2 separate regions of the Homo sapiens genome follow, and region 1 is linked to region 2. Evidence: read pairs that join two places in POLR2A ChIA-PET (ENCODE). Cell type or tissue: GM12878. All regions are shown on one strand. Links, peaks and the distances in the headings refer to the core of each region. The heading gives the core; the rest is flanking DNA.

Region 1 (11,346 bases), core at 1,505-9,504, 75 kb before region 2:
CTAGACTGGCCAGTCAGCGTTTTTGTTTGTTTGTTTGTTTTAAGACAGACTCTCACTCATTGCCCGGACTGAAGTGCAATGGTAAAATCATAGCTCATTACAGCCTCAAATTCCTAAGATAAAGTGATCTTCCTACCTTAGCCTCCCAAGTAGCTGAGACTACAAGTGCATGCTACCACACCTGGCTAATTTTTTTTTGTAGAGACAGGGTTTCTTCATGTTACCCAGGCTGTCCTTGAACTCCTGCGTTCAAGTGATCTGCTTACCTTGGCCTCCCAAAGTCCTGGGATTACAAGCATAAGCCACCACATCTGGCCCAGCCAGCCACCTTTTATTAAGCATGTACTTTGTGCTTTGCAGAACAATAAGTAATTTACATGTATCATCTAATTTAATCATCACACCTGTCTAAGAAATAGTTATTACTATTTAACACCCTTGCTTAAAAACCTATTTTCACTATTATAAAGATAACGCGTCTTCACAAATATATTTTTCCCTCTCCTGTTAAATTACTTTTCTTAGGATAAATTTTAGGAAGCAGAATTACTAGGTTAAAGAATATAAAGATTTTAAAGCCACCAATAACTCTTTTTCTATTCTTACTTGGAGGACTTGTCAGTTCTCTTTCTTTATATTTAATTTTTTACGGTGGTGGGGGGTGGTCCTCCATTTTCTGATGTCCTGTCCATGAGTAGATACATGTTCCTGGAAAATAGTCTAGAATAGTAGTTCTCAAGTTCAACTGCACATTACAATTACCTAGGGAGCTGTTAAAAATATCAATGCCAAGGACTCTAGATATTCTGACTTAATTAGTCTAGGGGAGCATGAGCATGGACTTTTTTTTTTTTTTTTTTTTTGAGGCAGAGTCTCACTCTGTCGCCCAGGCTGGAGTGCAATGGTGCCATCTTGGTTCACTGCAACCTCTGTCTTAAAAATGTCCATGCTTGGCCAGGTGCGGTGGCTCACACTTGTAATCTCAGCACTTTGGGAGGCCGATGCAGGCAGATCACTTGAAGTTAGGAGTTTGAGACCAGCTTGGCCAACACGGTGAAACCCCGTTCCACTAAAAGTACAAAAATTAGCTGGTCGTGGTGGCGGCTGCCTGTAATCCCAGCTACTTGGGAGGCTGAGGCAGGAGAATTGCTTGAACCCACGAGGTGGAGGTTGCAGTGAGCTGAGATTGCGCCATTGCACTCCAGCCTGGGCGACAAGAGCAAAACTCTGTCAAAAAAAAAAAAAAAGAATATCCTTGATGAAATAGAAAAAAAATATTGGTTTTATTAGATCCCTCAGAACATGTTTTTAATTATTTGGTATGACAAGCTATGTATGCATGAAGCACTTCTGTTGCATATCAAAGAATGATTGGTGGTTGTCTTGAGGAAAACCGTTTCTCTAATTCATTGAGCTATGAGCTGACCTTTTTCATTGACCACTATTTTTACCTGAAAAAACGACTAACAGACAAACTATGGCTATCAAAACTTGGGTATTTGGCTGAAATTTCCCCATAATGAAGAAAGTGAGCTTGCATGTCAAGAAAAATAACTGATAAACTGATATTGTTTCTTGCCAATGACAAAATTTGAGTTTTCAAACAAAAATTAGAATTTTGGAAAACTTATATCTACTACCATGAGCTTGACAGTGTCCCAATACTTAAAGATTTTCCTGATGATAATAAATGTGTTTTTTTTTGGGGGGGGGGACATCATATAATGAAATGTGTCAACATTTGGAAGATATGCATATCTCAAGGAATTAATATTTTTCAAATGACTAGGGCATATATTAAATCATGCATGGGTAAAAGATCCATTCAAAGAGAAAGACAGACCAGTGGATTTTATTTTATTTTATTTTATTTATTTATTTTTTTGAGATGGACTTTCGCTCTTGTTGTCCAGGCTGGAGTGCAATGGCAAGGTCTCAGCTCACTGCAACCTCTGCCTCCTGGGTTCAAGCAATTCTCCTGCCTCAGCCTCCCGAGTAGTTGGGATTACAGGTGCTCACCACCATGCCTGGCTAATTTTTGTATTTTTTTCAGTAGAGACAGGGGTTTTACCACGTTGCCCAGGCTGGTCTCGAACTTTTGACCTCAAGTGATCTGCCCACCTTGGCCTCCCAAAGTGCTAGCACTATAGGTGTGAGCCACTGCACCCAGTCCTAATGGATTTTAATGAAACAGAGGACAAAAAGTTCATTTAATAATGTTTCAGATTCTACATTGCAAATAACTTTTTTTTTTTTTTCTTTAAAGACATCAGATCTCACTGTGTTGCCTAGGCTGGACTCAAACTCCTGGGCTGAATTAATCCTCCCACCTCAGCCTCCTGAGTAGCTGGTACTATAAACCCGCACCACTGTGCCTGGCTGCAACCAACCTTTAAGAAATTACCATTTGTTGGCCGGGTGTGGTGGCTCATGCCTGTAATCCCAGAACTTCAGGAGGCTGAGGCAGGTGGATCACAAGGTCAGGAGTTCAAGACAAGCCTGGCCAACATGGTGAAACCCCGTCTCTACTAAAAATACAAAAAAATTAGCCGGGCGTGATGGGGCACACCTGTAATCCCAGCTACACGGGAGGCTAAGAGAGGAGAATCACTTGAACCTGGGAGGTGGAGGTTGCAGTAAGCCGAGATTGTGCCACTGCACTCCAGCCTGGGACAGGGTGAAACTCCGTCTCAAAAATGAAAAGAAATTACAGCTTGTTGCATTTCCATGTACTATCAAAGAATAACCACAATGGTCAGAAAAAAACTATCTAAAAACTTCTTCCAGCTACATATCTGTGTGAAGCCAGATTTTCTTCATATCCTTCAACTAAAACAACATATTGCAACAGACTGAATGCAGATGCATACATGAGAATCTATTAGCTAAAGCTGACGTTAAAGAAATTTGTAAAAATGTAAAACATTGACACCCTTCTCATTATATTTTTTGTTTTGGAAAATATAACTGTTTTTCATAAAAATATTTATGTTAATGTACAATAAGTTTGCTGTTATTTAGTTTTAAATTCTAGTACAGTAATTGATAATACACATATTCCACATAAACGAAAGCTCATTAGTTTTTAAGACTTCTTGGTTTGAGAACTACTACTCAAAATTTTTTGTTTGTTTTGAGAGAGGGTCTCTGTTGCTCAGACTGGAGTGCAATGGCACAATCATAGCTCCTGACTATAAACTGAACCTCCTGGGCAATCCTCCCATCTCAGCCTCCTGAGTGGCTGGGACTACAACACCTAGCTATTTTTTTTTTTTTAATTATTTTTAGTAGAGATAAGGTCTCGCTATGTTGTCCGGGCTAGTCTCGAACTCCTGAGCTCAAGTGATCCTTCTGCCTCAGCCTCCCAAAGTGCTAGGATTACAGGTATGAGCCACTGGGTCCCGCCTAGAAGTTTTACTAAATTTTAGAGGCCTAAAATCTGAAATAGTTAAGAACCACAGACCTTTGAAAAGGAATAGACGAACTGATTGCATATTCTCAGTTAAAAGCTTTTGAAAAGTATGAAATGGCAATGAGTTCTAGATTCTATTCCTGATAAGAACTTGCCAACAGCTCTGATATGCCAATTAACTGCTGACCCTTAATATTAATGGGTTTTAAACAACGCTTAGATGTTCAAATCCCAATTCCTTAATATGATATACAAAGCATCCTGTATAAACTGTGCTTTCCAAGAATTAACTGATTTAATTTGTGACAACTCTATGTAGTAGGTACTGTTACCATGTATGATTTGTACATTCTGTTCAACAAATGAATGAATACAATGAGTAAATAAAATTAAGAATTTTTTTTTTTTTTGACAGAGTCTTGCACTGTTGCCCAGACTGGAGTGCAGTGGTGCGATCTCGGCTCACTGCAAGCTCCGCCTCCTGGGTTCACGCCATTCTCCTGCCTCAGCCTCCCAAGTAGCTAGGACTACAGGTGTCCACCACCACGCCTGGCTAATTTTTTCTTTTTTTGTATTTTTAGTAGAGACGGGGTTTCACCGTGTTAGCCAGGATGGTCTCGATCTCCTGATCTCGTGATCCGCCTGCCTCGGCCTCCCAAAGTGCTGGGATCACAGGTGTGAGCCACTGCGCCCGGCCAAAATTAAGTAATTTTTATTTTTATTTTTTTGAGACGGAGTCTCGCTCTGTCGCCCAGGCTGTAGTGCAGGGCACGATCTCGGCTCGCTGCAGGCTCCGCCTCCTGAATTCAAGTGATTCTCCTGCTTCAGCCTCCTGAATAGCTGGGATTACAAGTGCGCACCACCATGCCTGGCTAATTTTTGTACTTTTTAGTAGAGATAGGGTTTCACCATGTTGGTCAGGCTGGTCTCAAACTCCTGACTTCGTGATCCGCCAGCCTCAGCCTCCCAAAGTGCTGGGATTACAGGCATCAACATGCCCGGCCTAAGTAACTTTTTTTTTTTTTTTTTGAGACTGAGTCTTGCTCTGTCGCCCAGGCTGGAGTGCAGTGGTGCAATCTTGGCTCACTGCAAGCTCCGCCTCCCGGGTTCACGGCATTCTCCTGCCTCAGCCTCCCAAGTAGCTGGGACTACAGGCGTCCACCACCATGCCCGGCTAATTTTTTCTTTTTTTGTATTTTTAGTAAAGACGGGGTTTCACCATGTTAGCCAGGATGGTCTTGATCTCCTGACCTTGTGATCCGCCTGCCTCAGCCTCCCAAAGTGCTGGGATTACAGGCATGAGCCACTGCGCCTGGCTAGTAATTTTAAAATCTAGATCCAAGTCCAGTTTAGAAAAGAGAAGCATTCTCAACTCCAGCTCTGTTCATTCAATTAATGATCACTTCCTGTCTTTTTCCTCATTATTTGCCTATCTGCAGTTTTCTTCTGTGTTTTTACTGCCACCTGCCTCTTCTCTGTTTCATCTCTTCAAAAGTCTCACTGTTAATTCCTTTCTTTCTTGGGATTTTAGATCCCTCTAAATCTGCATGCACCTTTTGAAAACAAATACGAACATCACAATCTTTACCAACTAGTCTCATAAGAGCTAACCTTCATGGAGTAATCACTATGTGATACATTCTTTACTGCATGACCTTACTTAGTCTTCATTGTACTACGGTACTATTTTTATCATCCCTATTTTACAGGGATGGGACAACAGAGGTTAACAGAACTAAAATAACTTGGCCAAATCTCACAGCTAGATAGTGGTAGAGCCAGGATTTGATTTAAACCTGTGTCTTTTCCTCCTACAGCTTTAATTAGAAATAATTTATGCATTATAAAATTCACCTGTTATAAGTGTACAGTTCAATGCTTAGTAAATTTATAGAGTTGTGCAACTATCACCACAATTCAGTTTTTAGAATATTTTCCTCACCCCAAAAAGTTCCCTTGTGCTCATTTGCAGTCAATTCCTGCTCCCAACCCTAGCCCCAGACAACTACTAATCAGCTTTCTGTCTCTATAGAGTTGCCTTTTGTGGAACTTACATAAATGGAATCCTACATTGCATGTAAATAGAATCTTTGTGTCTGGCTTTTTTCATTTAGCATGATGTTTTTGAAGTTCATCCATGTTGTATAGTGTGTCAGTCATTCATTCCTTCTTATGGCTGAACAATATTCTGTTGTACAAATATACTGTGTTTTGTTCCATTCACCATTTGGGTCGTTTCCACTTTTTGGCTATTATGAATAATGCTGTTGTGAACATTCACATACAAGCTTCTGTGTGGTCATATATTTTCATTTCTCTTGAGCAGTACCTAGGAGTGAAATTGCTGAGTCATAGAGTAAGTTTATGTTGAACTTTTTTTTTTTTCGAGATGGAGTCTCACTCTATCGCCCAGGCTAGAGTGCAGTGGCGCAATCTCGGCTCACTGCAACCTCTGCCTCCTGGGTTCAAGCAATTCTCCTGCCTCAGCCTCCCAAGTAGCTGGGACTACAGGTGCGTGCCACCGGGCCCGGCTAATTTTTTGTATTTTTAGTAGAGATGGGATTTCACTGTGTTAGCCAGGATGGTCTCGATCTCCTGACCTCGTGATCTGCCCGCCTCAGCCTCCCAAAGTGCTGGGATTAGAGGCTTGAGCCACCACTCCTGGCCTATGTTGAACTTTTAAAGAAACTCCAAAACTATTTTCCAAAGTGGCAGTATCATTTTATATTCCCACTAACAATGCATGAAGGTTCTAATTTCTCCATAACCTCATACACATTTGGCATTGTCGGTCTTTTTAATTATAACCATTCTAGTGAATGTGAAGTGGTATCTCTGTGGTTTCAGTTGGCATTTCCCTAATGACTAATGCTGTTGAATATCTTCTACTACATTTGTTAGCCATCCATATATCTTCTTTGGTGAGAACTCATGACTACAAAGTAAATGCCACTCAACCAATGTTTCCCAAACATGCCATACACATTCTTGCCTCTCTGCTTTTTATTTATTTATTTTTTTGAGACAGGGTCTCCCTGTATCACCCAGGCTGGAGTGCTGTGGTGCCATCACAGCTCACCGCAGCCTCAACCTCCTCGAGCAATCCTCCCACCTCAGACTCCCAAGTAGCTGGGACTCCAGGTGCCCGCCATCAAGGCTGGCTAATTTTTGTGTTTTTTGTAGAGACGGGGTTTCACCATGTTGCCCAGGCTGGTTTAAACTCCTAAGCTCAGGCAAACTGCCTGCCTTGGCCTCCCAAAAGGAGACCTCCCAAAGTGCTGAGATTACAGACATGAGCCGTCGTGCCTGGCCACCTCTCTGCTTTTAAGTATACTCTTCTTCTAATCTAAAATGCCCTGTTATTTTATGATCCAAATTTACCATTTCAAAAAATTTATCGGCCAGGCATGGTGGCTCATGCCTGTAATCCCAGCGCTTTAGAAGCCCAAGATGGGTGGATCACCTGAGGTCAGGAGTTCAAGACCAGCCTGGCCAACATGGTGAAACCCCGTCTGTATTAAAAATACAAAAAATTAGCCAGGAGTGGTGGCGCATGCCTGTAATCCCAGCTACTCGGGAGGCTGAGACAGGAGAATTGCTTGAACCCAGGAGGCAGAGGTTGCAGTGAGCTGAGATCGTGCCATTGCACTCCAGCCTGGGTGACAGAGCGAGACTTCCTCTCAAAAAAAAAAAAAAAAAAAAAAAAAAAATATATATATATATATATATAAACTAGCCAGGCGAGGTGGTGGGCGTCTATAATCCCAGCTACTCAAGAGGCTGAGGCAGGAGAATCATTTGAACCCAGGAGGCAGAGGTTGCAGTGAGCTGAGATCACTCCACTGCACTCCAGCCTGGGCAACAGAGTGAAACTGTCTCAAAAAAAAAAAAAAAGTAAGGCCAGGCGCGGTGGCTCATGCCTGTAATCCCAGCACTTTGGGAGGCCGAGGTGGACAAATCACCGGAGGTCAGGAGTTCATGACGAGGTGGCCAACATGGTGAAACCCCGTCTCTACAAAAATACAAAAATTAGCTGTGTGTAATCCCAGTTACTAGGGAGGCTGAGGTGGGAGAACTGCTTGAACCTGGGAGGCAGAGGCTGCAGTGAGCCGAGATCGTGCCACTGTACTCCAGCCTGGGCAACAGAGCGAGACTGTCTCAAAAAAAAAAAAAATTACCCACAGATTCTCATCTCCTGTAAGAGTAATGTTGGTCCAACCCTTTACACTTCCTATCTGTCACAGTATTCTCATACAGCAATAAGACAATAAATGTTAAGTTTATGAATGGACTTTGACCTGGTTAAAACATACAAATTCTATTCCATTTCTGAGCAGAACAGATCCTCAATATATATTTCTTGAAAATGGGTACTATAGAAGATACAAAGACAAATAAAGCAAAATAAAATATAAAAATGTTTTATTGGCTGGGTGCGGTGGCTTATGCCTGTAATCCCAGCACTTCAGGAGGCTGAGGTGGGTGGATCACAAGGTCAGGAGTTCAAAACCAGCCTGGCCAAGATGGTGAAACCCTGTCTCTGCTAAAACTACAAAAATTAGCCAGGCATGGTGGCAGGTGCCTGTAACCTAGCTACTTGGGAGGCTGAGGCAGGAGAATCGTTTGAACCTGGGCGGCAGAGGTTGCAGTGAGCCAAGATCGCGCCACTGCACTCCAGCCTGGGTGACAGAGCGAGACTCTGTCTCAAAAAAAAAAAAAGTTTTATCATCTAATACGATGCACAGATATGGGTCCTGCTGTGGTTTGAATGTGTTCCCCAAGGAATACATGTTGGAAACAATCCCCAACGCCAACAGTGTTGGGAGGTAGGGCCTAATGGGAGGTGTTTAGGTCATGAGGATGGAGCCCTCATGAATGTGTTAATATAATATCCAATTAAAAAGGGCTTAAGGCTGTGAGTTCTATGGCCTGCACTCACCCTTTGCCTTTCACCTGCCAAGGGATGACACAGAAAGAAGGCCCTCATCAGATGTGGGTCCCTAGAACTTAACCTTCCCAGCCTCCAGAAATAAATTTCTTTTCTTTGTAAATTACCCACTCTGTGGTATTCTGTTATAACAACACAAAACAGACTAAGACAGGCCCAAATGATGCAAAAGTATGTCCTCTGCAATTGTACTACCACTTCAGGCCTAAATAAGACCCAAAGGCCTAGTATCCATATATCTGTTAATTTGTTTAACAATGATTTATTAAGCATCTTTAATGTATTTGCCACTGTGTAATTGCTATTGTTAGAGGGAGAATAGAAGTAATAGATATTATCTTTCTATTTGTTCATAGAAAGATGAAGAGAAGTGACAGGTAATCAAATAATTTTAATACAATGATAAGTGCAATAATAAAGATAGCTCCAGCCAGGCGCGGTGGCTCACACCTGTAGTTCCAGCACTTTGGGAGGCCTAGGCGGGCGGATCATGAGGTCAAGAGATCAAGACTATCCTGGCCAACATGGTGAAACCCCATCTGTACTAAAAAAACAAAAAAATTAGCCAGGCGTGGTGGCCCGCGCCTGTAGTCCCAGCTACTCAGGAGGCTGAGGCAGGAGAATCACTTGAACCCAGGAGGCAGAGGTTGCAGTGAGCTGAGATCGCGCCACTGCACTCCAGCCTGGTGACAGAGCAAGACTTCATCTCAAATAAATAAATAAATAAATAAAGGTAGCTCCACCTGTAGGACTGCACATGTTATCACAGTGTCACAAAAGAAATGACTTTGATTTGGTTCTTTAAGAAAGAATATTAGCCAAATGAAACATAGGGCTTCCTGGTGTCATTCTGGCCCAGCTCTGGGTTTTTCCCTCACCACAAACTGTCAAAAAGCCTGATCCAATTTTGTATCAGTAAAATAATCAAGACATTTGAAAAAGTGCTGGACTGATCTGGGTTCCTGGGGTTATTGGGATAATGTCAACAACAGCACTTCCCCCCACATTTCCCCTTTTCTGGACTCATTTCTAGGTATCATCCTGAGTTTTTAAGACACTTAAATAGTTTTAGAAATCAACAAGGGTAGTCTGGGTGCAGTGGCTCATCCTGTAATCCTAGCAATTTGGGGGGCTGAGACCAGAGGATAGCTTGAACTCAGGAATTCGAGACCAGCCTGGGCAACATAGCAAGACCTCATTTCTACTAAAAACCAAAAGAACTAACTTGGCATAGTGGCACATGCATGTAGTCCCAGCTCTTCAGGAGGCTGAGGTGGGAGGATCACTTGGGCCCAGGTGATGGAGGCTACATGAGCTATGATCATGCCACTGCACTCTAGCCTGGGCAACAGAGCAAGAACCTGTTTCAATACAAAACAAAACAAAAAAGCACAACACACAACAACAACCAAAAAAAAAAAAAAAAGGAAAGAAAAAAGAAATCAATAAGGGTAGGAGGACTTGAGGACTAGATAAAAAATGAACCTCTTGAAAAAGACTGTCTTTAGCAGTCTGATCTCTCCAAGCCTGGAGGAGAGCCCAAGAGATGGAGGTGAGCCAAAGAGCTGGAGGCTCTTTATTGTAAATAGGGTTAGTTGTTTCCAGGTAAACCATTAGGTTTTTAGATCCCCAAATTCTGCCCATTGGTATTGCTCAGTTGTTGTTTGGTTTTAGCCCATACGGCCTTTTATTTAAACCTCCCTTGGAGGGCTTAATCTGGAAAGCAAAAAGGGATGATGGCCAAGGAAACAGGGAAAATATGGAATAGTAATATTTGTCCTGGGCATCACTATTCTGAATAACAGGAAGTTATTTCTGCGGCCATCAACCTGTTGTAATGAAAGACATTCAAATTTCAGTCATAATTTGAATACTGACGCTGAAACCTTGTTCAAACTATTCAACACTATTAAATCAGAAGCTCTTTAACAGAAAAATAATCTACCTTTAATTCTTTGGTGAAAATTAAAAGAAAGTATGTAGCGACCCCTCATTATCAGTTTGACAATGGTGATGATAATACTAATACTTCTACTACTCACTTACACTTATAGAGCGTTGTCTATGCACCAGGCAGTGTTTCAGAGTGCTTTGTATGATAATGATGATTTGTTGAATTTCTAAGTCTCAGTTTCTGATATTTATATCGGCTCTCCACTATGCCTGTATGAAAGACCAGTATATTGCGGATCACTTGTGGACAGGAGTTCCAGATCAGCCTGGCCAACATGGTGAAACCCCGTCTCTACTAAAAATTCAAAAGAATTAGCTGGAAATTGCTTGAACCTGGGAGGCAGAGGTTGCAGCGAGCCGAGATCGCGCCATTGCACTCCAGCCTGGGCAACAGAGCGAGACTCCATCTCAAAAAAAGAAAAAAGAAAAAAGGGCCAGGCGCAGTGGCTCACGCCTGTAATCCCAGCACTTTGGGAGGTCGCGGCGGACGGATCACCTGAGATTGGGAGTTCCAGACCAGCCTGGCCAACATGGCAAAACTCCATCTCTACTAAAAGTACAAAAATTAGCCGGGCCATGGTGGTGGGCACCTGTAATCCCAGCTACTCAGGAGGCTGAGGCAGGAGAATCGCTTGAACCCAGGAGGTGGAGGTTTGCAGTGAGCCGAGATCGCGCCACTGAGCTCCAGCCTGGGAGAAAAGAGCGAGACTCCGTCTCAAAAAAAAAAGCAAAGCAAAGCAAAAAAGAAAGACCAGTGTGTTGCTGTTTGTCTTAGGCAGCTTGAGGTGCTGTAACAAAATACCATAGACTAAGTGGCTTAGACAACAGATTTTGGCCGGGCGCAGTGACTCACGCCTGTAATCCCAGCACTTTGGGAGGCCAAGGCGGGTGAATCACCTGAGGTCAGGAGTTCAAGAGCAGCCTGACCAATATGGTGAAACCCCATCTCTACTAAAAATACAAAAATTAGCCAGGCTTGGTGGCAGGCACCTGTAGTCCCAGCTACTCAGGAGGCTGAGACAGGAGAATTGCT
Region 2 (11,346 bases), core at 1,526-9,525:
TTGTAGGTTAAAGTTTTTGAGCAGGAAGATTGAGTAATTCTTTAGAAGTGCTTTAGAGATCTTGGCTAGGTGCGGTGGCTCACGCCTGTAATCCTAGCACTTTGGGAGGCTAAGGCGGGTGGATCACTTGAGGTCAGGAGTTTCAGACCAGTCTGGCCAACATGGTGAAACCCTGTCTTTACCAAAAAATACAACAATTAGCCAGGTGTGGTGGTGCACGCCTGTAGTCCCAGCTACTTGGGAGGCTGACACAGGGGGATCGCTTTGAACTCCGTCTCAAAAAAAAAAAAAAAAAGAAAGAAATGCTTTAGAGATCTTATTTGAGTTAGGAGTGATGTATCTGTTAGGGTTTTTGGAAGCAGAGAAGTGATACCAACTATCTTAAGAATTTTCTTGGCCAGGCGTAGTGGCTCACGCCTGTAATCCCAGCACTTTGGGAAGCCAAGGTGGGCAGATCACTTGAGGTCAAAAGTTCCATACCAGCCTGGCCAACATGGTGAAACCTTGTCTCCACTAAAAATACAAAAATTAGCTGGGCGTGGTGGTGGACGCCTGTAATCACAGCTGCTCAGGAGGTTGAGGCACGAGAATTGTTTGAATCCGGGGGCGGAGGTTGCAGTGAGCCGAGATTGCGCCACTGCACTCCAGCCTGGGCAACAGCGTGAGACTCTGTCTCAAAAAAAAAAAAAAAAAAGAAGAATAATTTTATTATAAGACTATTAAGTTGCTCGCAGACTGAAAAGGAAGGCTGAAGAGAGTCTAGGATAGCTCCTGGGGTCTTGATACAAGGAATGAATAGACAGTTTCATCAGGATGCCACCCAAATGAATAAGTGCCAACCGTTTTTTTCCAGACTTGTATCATTTGTTCAAGATTCAGAATTTCCAAAAACCAAGTACATGTTTCCTAGAGGGGAATACCTAGGCAGAGGAGAGGTAATATCTCAAAAGGAAATCTAAGACCATTACTAAAACATCCTCATAGATGTTGGGAGGCTGAGCAAGAAGCTGTTCTTTACAGGTGTACAGAATGGACTAAAGAGAATAAGACTAGAGATTGGAATGCTTGAGAGGTGTTTTGCTGTAGAACAGACAAGAGGTAACAGAGACCTAAACAAAAAGTAGTGGCAGTGGGATTGGCAGTGAGGGTTTTGATGTGAAAAATGCCATAGAGGTAGAATCTGTAAAATTTAGTAACAAATACTTCTTTTTAAATACACAGATGACTGTAGAGTGCCTAGATAGCCTAGAGAAAGTTGATGATGAGGTATGGAAATCTGGCTCTGTTACTTAGTAGCTATATGATAGTGAGCAAATTACTTACATTCTTTGAACTTCAAGTATAATTTGAGGTGGTAATTATTTTAAAACAGTTGTGAGAGTTATATATATATTTTTATTTTTTGAGACAAGATCTGGCTGTTACTCAGGCTGGAGTGCAGTGGGTTAACTGCAGCCTCTACCTCCTGAGCTTGGGGGATCCTCCCACCTCAGCCTCCCAAGTCGCTGGGACTGCAGTTGCGCACCACAACACCTGACTAAATTTTTTTTTTTTTTTCTGTAGAGACAGGGTTCCACCATGTTGCCCAGGCTTGTCTCGAACTCCTAGGCTCAAGTGATCCTCTCCTCTGCCCTCGACCTCCCAGAGTGCTGGGATTACAGGTGTGAGCCACTGCGCCCACCCCAGTTATGAGAATTAAATAAGCAAAATGCCTGGAATATAGCGAGAAGTCAATGAGTGTTAATTCCCTTCCCTATTAAACAGAAAAATAGAGAATTTTTGATTATTTTTTTGTTTGAGGGTGCTGCAGGCAGGTGCTATAGTTTGTTATCTCTGTATACTTGGTTTTAGAACTTAATGCCTTTCTAGGTGGGTATTCTTATGGAAGCAGATGGGAAGTATTCTGGATTAGAAATCAGTTTCAGCTTTAGAATTTTAAAATAAGCCTTTTGTTTTTACTTAATAATTTCAGATGTACAGAAAAAGTGCAAAGAAGATAGTACAGAGTTCTTGTATACCTTTCATCTACTTTCCTCTGATTTTTTTTTTCTTTTCTTTGTTTTTTTGGAGAGTCTCACTCTGTCCCCCACACTGGGGGACACTACACCCTCCATCTCCTGGGTTCAGGTGATTCTTGTGTCTCAGCCTCCCAAGTAGCTGGATTACAGGTGCACGCCACCAGGACCGGCTAATTTTTGTATTTTTTAGTAGAGACAGTGTTTCACCATGTTGGCCAGACTGGTCTCAAATGCTTGACCTCAAGTGATCCGGCTACCTCAGCCTCCCAAAATGCTGGGACTACAGGTGTGAGCCACCATGCCCGGCCTTTCCTCTAATGTTAACATTTTAAATAACCATGGTACATTTGTCAATGCTAACAAGTTAACATTGTTACAATATTATTAACTAAACTACCAATTTTGTCCAGATTTTCCACTAACATCCTTTTCCTGTTTCAGGATCTAATTTAGGATACCACCTTGTATTTAGTACCTTTAGGTTTTTTAGTTATAGTTTTGTTATTAACTGTGACTTTAAGCACACCACCCAACCCTTCAGGCACTTGTGCATCTAAGATACCTTTTATCTCTGAAGTTTTGAGTTTGTTTAATATCTGTCATACAGTGTGCCCTATTTTTATTTTGAAATAAATAAGACTATAAGATCTAATCAATACAACTGATCTTGTTGACAGTAAAATTTAATTTTTATCTTGTAATTTTACTTTAGTATTAAAGGAAAACTATAATAATGTTGAATTTTGGGAAAAATCACAAGAGCTTTTTCTTCCATTTGAATCAAAAAGATAAAAAGAGAGGGCTTGTATTTTTGTCACCAGTAGAGGGTCATGACTCCAGGTTCTTGGCGTTTTGGACAAAGAATTGGTTAAAATGTCCAGCAAAGCAAAGAAAGAATGAAGTAACAAAAGAACGAAAGCAGGGATTTATTGAAAATGAAAGTACACTCCACAGTGTGGGAGCAGACCTGAGGAGCGGCTCAAGGAGCCCAGGTGTAGAATCTTCTTGGGTTCAAATACCCCCTAGAAGTTTCCCATTGGCCACTTCATGCTCACCTCATGTAACTGAAGGGTAGCCTGCAATCAGTCTGATTGGTTGGGGAAAGCAGCCCACCAGAGGCTGATGTGAAGTTACAAAGGTCACACTCCTGTGCAAACATCCGATTGGTTGCAAAAACTTTGTAACTTCGCATCTGCAAAAAGCAACCAATCAGAGGCTAGGGTGAAGTTACAAAGTTGCAAACGAAGACTCCACCAGCAATCAGTCTGATTTGCTGGGGACAGCCAATATCCCATCTGCAGTGCTCAGGAAAGGTCAAAGGGAGTCGCCTCTGGTCCTTTTGTTACTTAGGCATGGAAAGTTAGGGTTTTCCTTTCAATTTAGTTCTAGGAAATTGGCATGAAACAGCCTTAGGTTCCCTGCCTCCAGACCCTATTCTCCTGCCTCATCTTCCTCTGAGAGACATGATCCCCATAAATCTTTATGGGAGGCAGAAGGACTGAAGGTCTTTCTTCTGTAACTGCTTCATGCTGATTTGGGGCTTAGTCCCTACCTGTTGGAGATCACGGAACTCTCACCCTGTTCTGTCTAGTGGAAGGAGGGTAGCTTTTTGATGGCCAGGGGTAGTATCTTCACCTGGAACTGGCTGGAACTTTGCTGCATGATCATCTGAAGTTTGGTGGTCTCTAGGCGAGGGGAAATGAAATTGATTAAAAGACTTAATGGGAATTTTGGGAGTGGATACCTATGCTGTTATAGAAATTTGCTGGAGAAAAAACAAAACCTGCTCTGTTCTAGAATCTGTGTGTTTCCTTAAAGTCTTAGCACAAGTGATTCCATTTTGGTTTGGTTTGTTGGGGCCCAGTGCATGAGCTTAGTCCAAAACAATGACCTCCCAGAATTTTGTTTAAAAAAACTCCCCCTTTTTGGTCAGGTTCTCACTTAGGTGAGAGTGCTTGCGCTCTGGAGTTTGAGGCCAGCCTGGGCAACATAACAAGACTTTGTCTCTACTAAAAAGAAAACATATTAGTTGAGCATGGTGGTGTGTGCCTGTAGTCTCAGCTGCTTGGGAGGCTAAGGTGGGAGGATCACTTGAGCTCAGGAAATCAAGGCTGCAGTGAGCTGTGCTTGTGTTACTGCACTCCAACCCGGGCAACGGAGCGAGACCCTGTCTCTAAATAAATAAATTAAAAAAAAACCTTAGGTTTTTGGATTACTAAATTGGATACATTAGTGTGACACACTTTAATTTTATAGGCAACTCAGAAAGAAGATTGGCTTGAATGACTAGATTATTTTGAGTTAGAAATTTCTTTGAGATATTGAAGTGGAGACATACGGTTTTATAAGTAAATAAATGTAAATAAGTATAAGTTAAATTTTTTTTTTTGAGACAGAGTTTTGCTCTTGTCACCCAGGCTGGAGTGCAATGGCGCGATCTCAGCTCACTGCAACCTCCGCCTCCTTGGTTCAAGCAATTCTGCCTCAGCCTCCCAAGTAGCTGGGATTACAGGTGCCCACCACCATGCCTGGCTAATTTTTTTTTTTTTTTTTTTTTGAGATGGAGTCTCACTCTGTTGCCCAGGCTGGATTGCAGTGGTGCGATCTCGGCTCACTGCAACCTCTGACTCCCGGGTTCAAGCGATTCTCCTACCTCAGCCTCCTGAGTAACTAGGACTACAGGCGTGAGCCACCACACCCTGCTAATTTTTGTACTTTTTAGTAGAGATGGGTGCCGAGACCAGCTCCGTGTGCGGAGACCAGCTCGGTTGTGGAGATCCTAACCCAGCGTTGCTAGAGGAATTAAAGACACACACACAGAAATATAAAGTGTGGAGTGGGAAATCAGGGGGCTGACAGCCTTCAGAGCTGAGAGCCTCAAACAGAGTTTTACCCACATATTTATTGACAGCAAGCCAGTGATAAGCATTGTTTCTATAGATTATAGATTAACTAAAATGGGAAACAAAGGGATGGGCCAAAACAAAGGTATGGGCCCTGGCTAGTTATCTGCAGCAGGAGCATGTCCTTAAGGCACAGATCACTCATGGTATTGTTTGTGGCTTAGGACCGCCTTAAGCAGTTTTCCATCCTGGGTGGGCCAGGTGTTCCTTGCCCTCATTTCGGTAAACCCACAACCTTCGGCGTGGGCATCATGGCCATCACAAACATGTCGCAGTGCTGCAGAGATTTTGTTTATGGCCAGTTTTGGGGCCAGTTTATGGCCAGATTTGGAGGCCTGTTCCCAACAGATGGGGTTTCACCATATTGGACAGGCTGGTCTCAAACTCCTGACCTCGTGATCCACCCATCTCGGCCTCCCAAAGTGCTGGGATTACAGGCGTGAGCCACTGTGCCCGGCCTGCCTGGCTAATTTTTGTATTTTTTAGTAGAGATGGGGTTTCACCATGTTGACCAGGCTGGTCTTGAACTCCTAACCTCAGGTGATCCACCCACCTTGGCCTCCCAAAGTGCTGGGATTACAGGCGTGAGCCACCACACCTGTCCAAATTTTTTTTTTTTTTAGAGAGAGACAGAGTTGTGCTCTGTCTCTCAGATCATAGCTTACTGCAACCTTAAACTCCTGTGCTCAAGGGATCCTTCTGCCTTAGCCTCCTGAGTAGTTAGGACTGCAGGTGTTTGCCACCACACCTGGCTAATTTTTAAAGTTTTTGTAGAGACAGTGTCTTGCAATGTTGCCTAGGCCAGTCTTGAATTCCTGGGCTCAAGCAGTCCTCCTGCCTCGGCCTTCGTAAGTGTTGGGATTATAGGCATGAGCCACTGAGTCTCCAGGGCCTTACCATAGTTATCTTTTTGAATTACTAGTAATGCAAGAGAATGTAAGTAGAGTTTGAGTCTCAGTTATAGGGCTAATAAAAGAATGTAGCCAGGTGCAGTGGCTCACGCTTGTGAGCCAGCACTTTGGGAGGCCAAGCCGGGTGGATTACGAGGTCAGGAGTTCAAGACCAGCCTGGCCAACATGGTGAAACCCTGTCTCTACTAAAAATACAAAAATTAGCTGGACGTGGTGGCGGGCATCTGTAATCCCAGCTACTCAGGAGGCTGAGGCACGAGAATTGCTTGAACCCGGGAGTGGATGTTGCAGTGAGCCGAGATCACTGCATTCCATCCTGGGTGACAGAGCTAGACTCTGTCTCAAAAAAAAAAAAAAAAGAATGTAAAAAGATTCTTCACTCTAGAAACTAAGGCAGCTCTGTTAGCATTGCAGGACTTTTCCTTAGTTCAGCTAAAGAACTTGTCCGTCCCATGGCTATGAAAATTCAGGCTTGCAGACAGTTTAAAGGGTGAGTAAAGCAGAGGGTTTTATTGGGTGAAAAGGGAAAAAAAGGGGAAATAGGGATACTCCACAAGGCCAGAGTCTCCTGCTAGAGCACTTCCCGCCCTGCCATTCAAATCTCAGGTTCCACACAGGAAGTGGAGGGGCCAGACTCCTCCCCACTGCAAATGGCATGAACCTCCTGAGGCTCAGCTCCAGTGGGCAGGCTTGTTGTAGTTTCTCTGGGGACCCTCTCCCACCTGGCTATCTCATTTCCCCTCTAATCTAGCAATTGTTAGATTAAGGACACGGACGAAGACCGATCTTAACTGCTTCCTGCTGACAGGGGCCTGTTTTGGGGGAAACAGCAGTCAGAGCTCCCTAAGAGGCCTATTTAGGGGTTCCCAGCAGAAGGGGCCACCATCAGAGGCTCCGGTTGCATGACCATTTGGAGTTTGATGGCCTGAAGGCAAGAACAGACAAACCGGGTTATTAGAAAACATGCATCAAAACGAAACAAGGGGCGGGGTAAGGAGAGCTGAAAAATACTGAGGCCTTTTACCAATTTTCACAGGGAGAGGGAGGCCAAAAACCCGACTGGTAAAGAAACTTTACCCTTTTGCTGGCATGTTGGGCTTTTGGGTTCCCTTCCTCTGAGCCCAATCCTAAGCCAACCAGTTTAAAGTTTGGGAAATTAACTCTTTCTAGTTCGGAGGATGCATTTGAGGGGAGTGTCTTGTAGTACAGAAACACAATTATCTATTAGTGAAGAGAGAACTGAGGAGAAAGGGAAAAAGCCTCCTTTTAAAGGAGTCCCAGAGGTTCAGGATGCATTTGAAAGGGGTACAGATTGAAGATGAATGGCTACCAATCTAGAAAGAGGGAAGCAGGCCTCCCTGGTTCCCTTATTTTCCTAGCATATACTCAGGATACGTGAGAGTGAGAGGAAAGAGTGTCCTCTTTCAGTCTTCTGTCCTTGCATCCCCGAGTTCTGGCGACCTTGGCAGGTGCCACCATGAGTACCAAAGTGGCTTGCACCCATGAAACAGGGGTGTCGAGACAATAGGAATTATTTGTCTCACCTATGTCTGTTTCCCACCTACAGTCAGTAGCTTTGGAGTTCCCTAGGCCTCATTTATGCCATGGATATTAATGTGGCCTTTATCCATGAAACAGGAAGCTTGGAGTTGGCTTAATCAGCAGGAGTCAGCCACGCTCACCTGCAATGTGCCTTTTAACCTCTGTTGTCATTTGCCTCTGGATCCCTCAGATCCAGTTTTTTTCCTAGGGCTTTGACCTGAAATTTGGAATTGAGTCTGGGACAAAGATGTGTCTCAGGGGAGTTGCATGGACTCCTTGTAAGCCAAATGCTAAGGTGAAACTGTGGAACCGAGTCCTCCTCCAGTAAGGGAGAGGAAAGGATGTCTTGTGACACACCCAGATAACTGGTGGCTCTAGTTATGCTTGCTAGGATTTGGGTGCATGGTGCTTGGCTTTGGTTAGCTCCCTTGGTCTTACTTTCCCAAAAGGAAACCTCTGTGATGGGCATCCTATGTATTCCCATCACCTGGAAGAATTTGAAGGATAATTGCTCAGAACTAGAATATTGGTCCAGATTTTTACATTACCCATCCCCGTTGTTCTTTCTGAGATGCAGCTGGAGATTGCTGGTTAGTTCACAGGAACAAGCAGGGTTAGTCTAAAATGTAGGTGAAAACTTAAAAACAACCAATGAGTTCAGAATTTAATGACAAATGTATGGTAAATTTTGGAACATGATCTCTCTCTTTCCAGTCCTCATTTTTGTTAAAAAATCATGATAGGACTGAGTGGTTTGCAAAATCCCTTAGCCCTATACTTGACCTGATTATTTGCCTAAAGTATAGCAAGAATAATTATGTCTACATAGGCCTTTTAGATTGGCTTTGATGGAACTCTATTCCCCAAGGAATCTCAGATAAGACCTTGAAACACCTATGAGTTGGGTGATCCTCTCCTCTTAAGGTCCCAAGATAAACTTGGAGCTCCTAGAACCTGTTAGAAAGTGACATTCTTTACTGACCACAGGTCAGGAACCCTGTACAAGGACTGCGAAGATGAGGGTATTAGGTCACTTTCTCCATGGGGCTTTTGTTGGTTCTGCAAGTTCGACTTCGAGCTTGACTCCTTAAAGGGGAGCATACCCTTCCAGTAAAAGCCTTGTTAAAATAACCATTTTCTCCAGTTGTATCCTGTTACAAAAGAAAAATGAATTCTCATTGCACTATTGCAAATACTTATATTGCCATAAGAATACTCACAGATAGGCGGGGTGCGGTGGCTCACGCCTGTAATCCCAGCACTTTGGGAGGCCAAGGCAGGCGGATCACGAGGTCAGGAGTTCGAGACCAGCCTGGCCAACATGGTGAAACCCCATCTGTACTAAAAATACAAAAAATTAGCTGGGCGTGGTGGCTGGTGCCTGTAATCCCAGCTACTTGAAAGGCTGAGGCAAGGGAATCGGTTGAACCCGGGAGGCAGAGGTTGCATTGAGTTCAGATTGAGCCACTGCACTCCAGCCTGGGCAACAAGAGTGAAACTCTGTCTCAAAAATAAATAAGTAAAAAATGTTTTAAAAATTTAAAAATCAAAAAATTAAAGAATACTCACAGACAGTTTTCAAATTTTAGAGGCACCAGGCGGAGAGAAACATAACATGCTCCAAAGTTTTTTTCTTAGGAATATACCTTACTCAATTATTAAAGGCCGTAAATAGTTCAAAATGAGTTTCCTTGACTCTGAAAAACCAAACAAGGATCAGCAATATTCCAGCCAAAAGTCAGAAAGGTTGCTTCAGCTTTCTGAGTTCAGTCCATTTAGTTAACTCTTGTTTTGCTTGATATTTGTAAACATTTCAGCTCTTCATGAGTCCTGTTCATTTTCCTTTATTAAAATGTTAACAATCTCCAAAGTTATCTGAAGTCTGTATTTGAGAGCACCTGTTAAAGTCTTACAGTCTATTATAAACCATCTTCTGAAAAGGATTAAAACAAGACAACAAACATCTGTGAATAGCCAAGTTGTCAGGGTAATTATAGTCAGAAACACAATTGGCAAAGAAGTTTGGTTATCTCCATGGTTTACAATAACTTAACAACCTTAATTATGATTGATAGCAAATACGGAGACATTAGAACTTTAGAAATCCCATGCAATTTTGGAGCATACATAAGCGTTATTTACTAAGATATAACCTAAAGAAGATTAAACACCATTTTGGCAATTCCGTGTACCTAAACGTGTCACATAATCCTGTTTGCCTTTCTTTTCCAGACACTTCAGGGGCCCTCTGAAGTATCTGAAAAGCCATGTGCCAGGGAAGAAAATTTTGAAACTGAAGTTTGATTTTGGGAAGGCTGCTAAATGTTTGAGGTTTAAAACACTTGATATTATAAAATAAAATTTGAGATTACTGCAAGTTACTTATTTTGCCAAAATGATGACTCAAAAAGTTTAAAGAAGAAAAAAACCTTTTTTGTTTGTTTGTTTGTTTGTTTTTGATATGGAATCTGGCACTGTTGCCCGGGCTGGAGTGCAGTGGTGTGATCTTGGCTCACTGCCACCTCCTCCTCCTGGGTTCAAGCGATTCTCCTGCCTCAGCCTCCCAACTAGCTGGGACTACAGGTGCCTGCCACCACGCCCGGCTAATTTTTGTATTTTTAGTAAAGACGGGGTTACACCATGTTGGCCAGGCTGGTCTCAAGCTCCTGGCATTGTGATCCGCCTGCCTTGGCCTCCAAAAGCACTGGGATTACAGGTTTGAGCCACTGTGCCTGGCCTAAGTTTTGCATTTTTAGTAGAGATGGGGTTTCATCATGTTGGCCAGGCTGGTCTTGAACTCCTGACCTCAAGTGATCTGCCTGCCTCAGCCTCTCAAAGTGTTGGGATTACAGGCCTGAGCCACCACGCCGGCCTATGTATTTCTTAAAATTGGTTTTATAGAGTATATTTAACCTATTATTGAAAGTTATTTCTGATTAAACTCATTAATCCATGTCTGATTAATTTTGGCATATAATGTATAAGATATAATAATCTAACTTGGCTTTTTGAAGTAGAAAACCTGGAAGTGGGAAATAAATTTTGCATTCTATTTCAATTCTGATAAAGTGAAGGAGTACTTATGCCTTTTGAACTGCCTTTATATTCTTCTTTTTTTTTTTTTTTTTGAGATGGAGTCTCACTCTGTCACCCGGGCTGTAGTGCAGTGGTATGATCTCGGCTCACTGCAACCTCTGCCTCCCAGGTTCAACGATTCTCTTGCCTCAGCCTCCCGAGTAGCTGGGATTACAGGTGCCCACCACTATGCCCAGCTAATTTTTTGTATTTTTATTAGACATGGAGTTTCATCATGTTGGCCAGGCTGGTCTCGGCCTCCTGACCTTGTGATTCGCCCGCCTTAGCCTCCCAAAGTGCTGGGATTACAGGCGTGAGCCAGCGTGCCCGGCCGTAACTGCCTTTATATTCTATGGGGAAAATGATATGGTGGATCAGCAATGTCTTTCTTCCATAGGTATAAGGGGATGGTATTGAGAAGACTGTTACAAAACATTCATATGTATAAGCCCAAATTTAAACATTGTTCCAATATTGTATTTTTTAAATTTATTTTTATTATTTTTATTTTTCGAATGTTCCAATATTACTATTTGAATATTCTATTGAAAATATCATTTTTATATGAATTCAGAGTAAAATTAGTTTGTGGATTTTTCTTTTTCTGTTGTTTACTATTAGAATTATGTGAGCATCAAAACAAATTTAAGTTTCCTACTTTTCTCTGTTGAAGTTTGCAAATACCTATAAAGCTATCTGGTTCTGGCTGGATGCAGTGGCTCATGCCTGTAATCCCAGCACTTTGGGAGGCTGAGGCGGGCGGACCACGTGAGCTCAGAAGTTCGAGAATAGCGTGGGTAACATGGCAAAACCTGTTGTCAAAAAATACAAAAATCAGTTGGGCGTGGTGACACATGCCTGTAGTCCCAGCTACTTGGGAGGGTGAGGTGGGAAGAT

The links. ChIA-PET counts read pairs that join two places held together with the same protein. Peaks named below come from ENCODE experiments on the same cell type or tissue, not always from the same donor. Only the 100,000 strongest peaks of a DNase experiment are listed, where the experiment ranks them.
Region 1: POLR2A ChIA-PET joins it to region 2 with 12 read pairs; 2 of 35 experiments call an interaction of 5 or more read pairs at or near these places.

The regions. Positions count from the first base shown.
Region 1 is chr17:29,352,332-29,363,677 of GRCh38, forward strand. No RefSeq gene overlaps it. Among named protein-coding and RNA genes, the nearest start is that of TAOK1, 32 kb to the right of the region's middle. RefSeq lists an enhancer at 5,519-5,588. In GM12878, for the core only: no CTCF peak of the experiment used is centred there; a DNase peak (open chromatin) is centred at 5,690.
Region 2 is chr17:29,427,250-29,438,595 of GRCh38, forward strand. The region is part of intron 1 of TAOK1 (TAO kinase 1); the gene reads left to right. Among named protein-coding and RNA genes, the nearest start is that of MIR4523, 42 kb to the left of the region's middle. In GM12878, for the core only: no CTCF peak of the experiment used is centred there; a DNase peak (open chromatin) is centred at 6,492; H3K4me3 peaks cover 620 bases; H3K27ac peaks cover 1,138 bases.